Regions from separate parts of the Mus musculus genome. Here region 1 is linked to region 2. A link is a loop called in an ENCODE intact Hi-C map of the cell type or tissue named here. Cell type or tissue: heart. All regions are shown on one strand. Links, peaks and the distances in the headings refer to the core of each region. The heading gives the core; the rest is flanking DNA.

Region 1 (2,899 bases), core at 242-2,741, 670 kb after region 2:
TGTAAGTCAACAGCATGGGAATATGAGCTCTGACTTCCTGAAAAGGAAAAAGAAGGGGGGAGAGAGAGAGAGAGAGAGAGAGAGAGAGAGAGAGAGAGAGAGAAGAAGGGTACTTCCAGGAGGGTCACCTGGCCTCTGGAGCTGGCGCCAGGGCTATGGTGCAGTCTGGAAGCTCTGAGATTCTCACAAGCATGGCTCCTTTTGCAGCTGCCTGAGGTGCCTCCTACACAGGTGCTGTCCAAGCAGTTCATACCAAGGTCCCTCTCATCCCTCCGGTGCCCTAGCCTGGCATCCAGGCTTTGAAGGAGTTGGCCTAGCAAATGAACTACAATTGCATAGTAATGATTCAATTTTCTCATTTTTTATTAATAAAAGACATATGCGACCTGCCACTCAGCTCTCGCTTGAGAGAGAACGAATTTCTCCCTCCAGGTTAACTGAATTTCACCCAGGGACAGATCCTTAAGGAGCCACCTTCCTGGACTGGGGCTGTGGCCTCAGCTCTGCTCTCTACAGCCTCTATCTAGCACAGCGTCCTGTCAGAGAAGAGGAGCCCTTTGCTTTGCTGCCCCTGACTCCTGGGGAATGACCAAGACCTATCAGGAGGACAGTTAAGACTACCCCTAGGGCTGCCAGTAGGGTTTCAAACCTCCTCTCACTCTGGAACACCATGGGGGCTACACTCAGGCCAAGTGTCATGGCTGAAAGCAGGAAACGAAGCTCAGACCCGGATGTGGCCTCCCTGCCCACTGCTGGGCATCAGCAGAGGCCCTGTGCTCCTTCTCTGTGGGTCTGCCTTCTGGGTTCATGGTAGCAAGGCCTTCCCCAACAGGCCTTGAGGGGTAAGAAAAATGAAGCCCGTGTGCTTCCTCCTTTCCTGCATGAAAGCCCACTGTGTGCTAGGCCGAGTCAGGCATGCTCCCCGTCCTCCCTTTTACTGTCTGTCCTCCAGAAAGTGACTGTCAAATGGGACAGAGGAAAGGATGTGTGTGTGTGTGTGTGTGTGTGTGTGTGTGTGTGTGTGTGTGTGTGTAAGAGAGATAGGAAGGCAGCCCAGGCTGGGAATGGAGGCAGGATGACCTCAATGTAAGAGGATATGAAATTGGGGGCTGGAGAGATGGCTCAGCGGTTAAGAGCACTGACTGCTCTTCCGAAGGTCCTGAGTTCAAATCCCAGCAACCACATGGTGGCTCACAACCATCCATAATGAGGTCTGACACCCTCTTCTGATGTGCCTGAAGACAGCTACAGTGTGCGTAGGTATAATAATAAAAAAATCTTTTAAAAAAAAAAGAGGATGTGAAATATAAATAAATAATAAAAAACAGACTCAGAATGGTCTGGGAGGCCAAAGAGCACTTCTTCCCTTCTGCTAAAAACAAAACAAAAGGCTCTCCGCCCCTCTGAAGCCTCTTGGCACTAGGCTGCTGTTTGTTTCTAAGAGTCAGCTCTGTACACACAGCCCTCCTCCCCTCCCAACAGGGTGTCTGCCTGACTTAAGATTCTTAAGTCCACAGAAGAAATGACCCTTCTGAGGTGCTGGGCCAAGGAGTTGGGAAGAAAGGGCCTCCAGAGATCACAGCCCCAGAGGCACCCTGCCAAGAGCTTTTGCAGCCCTGGCCTTCAGAATGGCAGATCCTCCCAGGGAGGAGGGCAGGGCCTTTTTACTATTGTATCCTTCACACTTGCTACCGGGTCTGCTACATAGTATGCACTCTGTAACCAGAAGAGCTCGCCATCCCTAGCCATTTTCTTACCTAAGACGCCTTTGACTCCCCTGGAATGTGGGATTGAAAAGCAACTCCTGTCTGCTGAAGACTTGCCATGGGCTCTGTACTGGCAAACCCTGCATGGCCACCGCTTCCAGGCCGTGCCTTTGGCCTAGCTGCGCTAGTTCCTGTTAACTTCCCTCCCCCATCTTGCTGGTCATGATCCCAGGTGGTCCCCCAATAGAGCTTCAGAAGGACACATTCTGGGCTTTACCAATGCTGTTACTGGCCCTTTGGAGTACCCCTTTCTCTGGGCATCTCCTGTTCGCTGCAGTGCTGTTCCCTCCTTCCTGACCCAGCTCATCTGCATCGGCATTGCTCTTTAAGTCCTTCATGATTCTCACCCCTCCATGTTTTTTTCCAGAGTAATGCTGACTTTGTCTATATGTCTTACCTGAACTTCAGCCCTAGGAGTTGGGATCTCTGTTGAACTAGCTCTGTCTTGAGGTCCCGGAAGCAACTCATCCCTGAGCAAACCCAACCCTTCCATAAACTGGTAATTATAATCTCTGATCTTCTTTTCTTTTCTCTTTTAAATAAGATTTATTTTATTTATATGAGTACACTGTAGCTGTCTCCAGACATAGCCAAAGAGGGCATCAGATCCCATTACAGATAGCTGTGAGCTACCATGTGGTTGCTGGGAATTGAACTCAGGACCTCAGGAAGAGCAGTCAGTGCTCTGAACTACTGAGCCATCTCTCCAGTCCCTGATTTTCTTCTCTAGAAGACCATGCACAGACAGTCTGAGGTGAGACCTGATGTTTTTGCTTGTTGGTGCTGCGTCTCCTGTTCCCACATCAGCCTCTGGTATATACCATTCAGGAGTATCTGTTGTGAAATGACCCCATATAGGAGCAACAGTTTCCATAAGGGCAGTTTCCCTGCCTAGCCCCAGCCCCAGCCCCAGCCCCAGCCCCAGCCCCAGCCCCAGCCCCAGCCCCAGCCCCAGCCCCAGCCCCAGCCCCAGCCCCAGCCCCAGCCCCAGCCCCAGCCCCCACCCCTGCTCTCATCCAGAGCAGACCACCATTTCTGTTTTAGTAGACTCCAAATGGAACTGGTGAGAGCTCTTTACCCCACAGGGAAATCCTTGGACCAAATTGGGGGAAGGGGAAAAGGCCTTTTTTGTA
Region 2 (2,899 bases), core at 91-2,590:
GCGCCCTGAGGGTGCGGGGGCCGGGCGGGGGCGGGTCTGCTGGCACGTGGAAGGGACGGGCTCTCCCGCGGCTGCAGCGTTGTGCGGGAGGGGCTGGAGATGTGGGGACTCTTGAACTGGGGTAGGGGGCTACTGACAAAAGCTAATTCGGGCTCTCTAAGCCAGACCGGACAGGGGCAGCCTCTGCTTCACACTTTCAGGCGGCTCAGACGCATCTGGGAGGATGCCCGAGAGCCGGCTCCCTCCTTGCCTCCCTTTCTCCTTCCTTTCCTCCGGGTTCCCCCGGGAAGGTGCACCTGGAATGGCTAGGCCTGGAAAGAGGGGCGGAGGTGGAGGTGGGAGGGGACGGGAAGGGGTGAGGCCCGAGGGAAGGGAGCTATTGGTGCGGGGGAGGCCGCTCCTGGGAGGCGGGTGTGTGTGTGTGTGTGGGGGGGGGGGGGAGCAGAGGTCGCTCCTCCCAGGCACCGCTTAAGGGGGAATTTGAGTAGCTGCTGACGCCCTGAGGAAACGGCCTACTGAGGCTCCACATTGTCTTTCGGGGTCCTGGGAAGGACAAGAAGAAGGTGTCGAGGGCACAAAGAGGATGGGCAGCGTTAGGTTGGAGCCACTGGAGAGGACAGTGTCCAGAAATCTGTGGAGAAAGAATAGTACCAGGATGAAGACTCATTCAAGAAACAAGAGGGTGCCCAGCACAGGGGCTGTAATGAGAGGAGGTAGCACCTAGAAAGAAGGTATTGCGAGCTGTCGCCTCCCAGTGAAAGGCGCACTTCAGTGTCCAGAAGAGGGTGGTATAGTGGGGTGACAGGCAGTACCAAGTTCAGTTGGCAGTGTTCTAGGGGATCAGTGTGAGGCTAGTGCCAAGCAGGGCCAAGGGAAGACGGGAGTGGCGAGGAGGTGAAGCCCCAGGGGAGGGCACAATGCGGGCTTTCCTTTCCCCGAGAGTGACATCATGGCAAATTCCCAAACCGGACGCACCCGGCTCCGGTGATGTCTAGCTGGTCCGAGCCAGCTCGCACCAGCTTTGGGGATCTTGGTGACAGTCTGAGGGGCTGGGCACCGGGTCCTGGAGGGCTGGTGCTCTGCGGGCGGGGTTCTGCTCCACCTGCCTGCAGCGCGGACTGTGCCCTCGGCCGGCACGCGGACTTCAGGGAAGGGCTAGGGCCGGGCTTCTCTGGGCCAAGGATCAAGGTTCCTGGCTGGGTTAGGCCCCCAAGCTTTCCACGCTTTGGGATCCACAGTCTGAAGAGGGCGCCGTCGAGCCGGGCGCAGCGCGGTACCCCGTCGGAGGTGGGACTTAATCTGTCCCCGCCTTGGACGGAGTCACCGAGTTTTGAGACTCGCCCACAAGGCCCGAGCACCTCGGAGGTGGCCCTTCCCGGCGGAAGTGAAGAAGCCCCGAGAAGGAGGCAGCGGAAGTGGCTGCGTGACTGCAGCCCGTGCGCACGCGCCCTCGGCCTCGTTGCCGCTTTTGGGGCGGTACTCTGCCCTGTCTTACTTTTCTCCACGTGAGGGGGTGCGCGAATCCCCAGTGGTGGCCGCGCGCTCACATCCTCTGCAGCTTTCGTGCCCTTCGCGATGGCGGGCATCCTGTTCGAGGATATTTTCGATGTGAAAGACATCGACCCAGAAGGCAAGAAATTTGACCGAGGTAAGCGGTGTCGGGGCGGTAGGAGGGAAGTGGCCAACATGCCCACCCACCCCAAGTGGCTGGCCCGCCCCACCCTCTCGGTACCTCCCTCAGGAAACAGTTTTTTTTTTTTTTTCGTGAATGAGAAACTTGAGACAGCTTTTTCTATTATATTTGCGGTGCCTGGTGCCCGGTGGGTGGCCCTTAGCTGGGTGCTGGCATACCCCTGGGAACCTTTCTAACTCCCTACACAGTTATTATGTGCTCTACCGTGCTCTGAACTTTATTCTTGGAAAAAGTAGATGGTGCCTTATCTCTTTTGTTACCCCAGGTCTTGCAGCGAGTTACCTACCTGCCTTCCTAACCAATAATTTTGTATTAGCCTAAGAACAAGTTAGCTCTTTCCGAAGCTCTCTGAATTTCATTCAGTTGACCGCTTGGTGTATTTATTTTCCCAACGATCCGGAAGTTGTTTCTTCTTGGTGTCGCTTAGCCTGGAGGCAAATGTCTTAAGACAGATGTCAGTTTTGAATACATCCCTCAGATTCCCTCAGCAGTGTCTCCTGCTAGAAAGAGGAAGTCTCAGGACCAGTGAGACTCTAGTCTAAATCATCCAGGCGTTTTTAGTTAGAGCCTGGAGACTGGCCACTGCTGGAGGAGCTTTGCCGCTTGCTTGGGACCCTGTCACTTGCTGAGGTTACTGCCTTCTTCCCTCTTGTGAATCTGATTCTGATTGCAGTTGTGGGAGGCTGGTGGGTGTGTGCATGTTAGATGATTTGATCTCTTGCATTTGACCCCAAGCTGGCATCGATAGACTTTGTAATCATGTCTGTCATGCACTCTTCCCCAGTATCCCGGCTGCACTGTGAGAGTGAATCTTTCAAGATGGACCTCATCTTAGATGTAAACATTCAGATTTACCCTGTGGACTTAGGTAAGTATTGAATACGGGCAATGGCAAGAGGATTTTGGTCTTAGGTGTCTACTTCTTTACCCTGATGTTGCTGCTCTATTCAGGTGACAAGTTCCGGTTGGTTATAGCTAGTACTTTGTATGAAGATGGTACCTTGGATGATGGTGAATACAACCCCACAGATGACAGGCCTTCCAGGTGAGGTAGCAGTAAACAAGTGACTAAGATAAGAATATAGTGCAGAGAAAGTATAATATGTAGATTATGGATATACATATGTATAACTATATGTTATAGAAAATTTGATTTCTTGGATACAATATGTATTATATACTATGCACATTACATGACAATGTATA

The links. A loop is a pair of places that touch in the nucleus more often than their neighbours do. Peaks named below come from ENCODE experiments on the same cell type or tissue, not always from the same donor. Only the 100,000 strongest peaks of a DNase experiment are listed, where the experiment ranks them.
Region 1: it touches region 2 in a loop (2.1-fold over the local background); 3 of 42 quality-filtered maps call a loop at or near these places.

The regions. Positions count from the first base shown.
Region 1 is chr16:21,387,978-21,390,876 of GRCm38, forward strand. No RefSeq gene overlaps it. Among named protein-coding and RNA genes, the nearest start is that of Gm36224, 2.1 kb to the right of the region's middle. In heart, for the core only: no CTCF peak of the experiment used is centred there; a DNase peak (open chromatin) is centred at 1,534.
Region 2 is chr16:20,716,347-20,719,245 of GRCm38, forward strand. Clcn2 (chloride channel, voltage-sensitive 2) reads right to left here and starts at 290. Exons shown (of 24, transcript NM_009900.2): 1 at 1-290. Polr2h (polymerase (RNA) II (DNA directed) polypeptide H) reads left to right here and starts at 1,480. Exons shown (of 5, transcript NM_145632.2): 1 at 1,480-1,648; 2 at 2,478-2,561; 3 at 2,645-2,738. The coding sequence starts at 1,576. In heart, for the core only: a CTCF peak has its summit at 1,245 (motif pointing right); DNase peaks (open chromatin) are centred at 345 and 1,375; H3K4me3 peaks cover 2,500 bases; H3K27ac peaks cover 2,238 bases.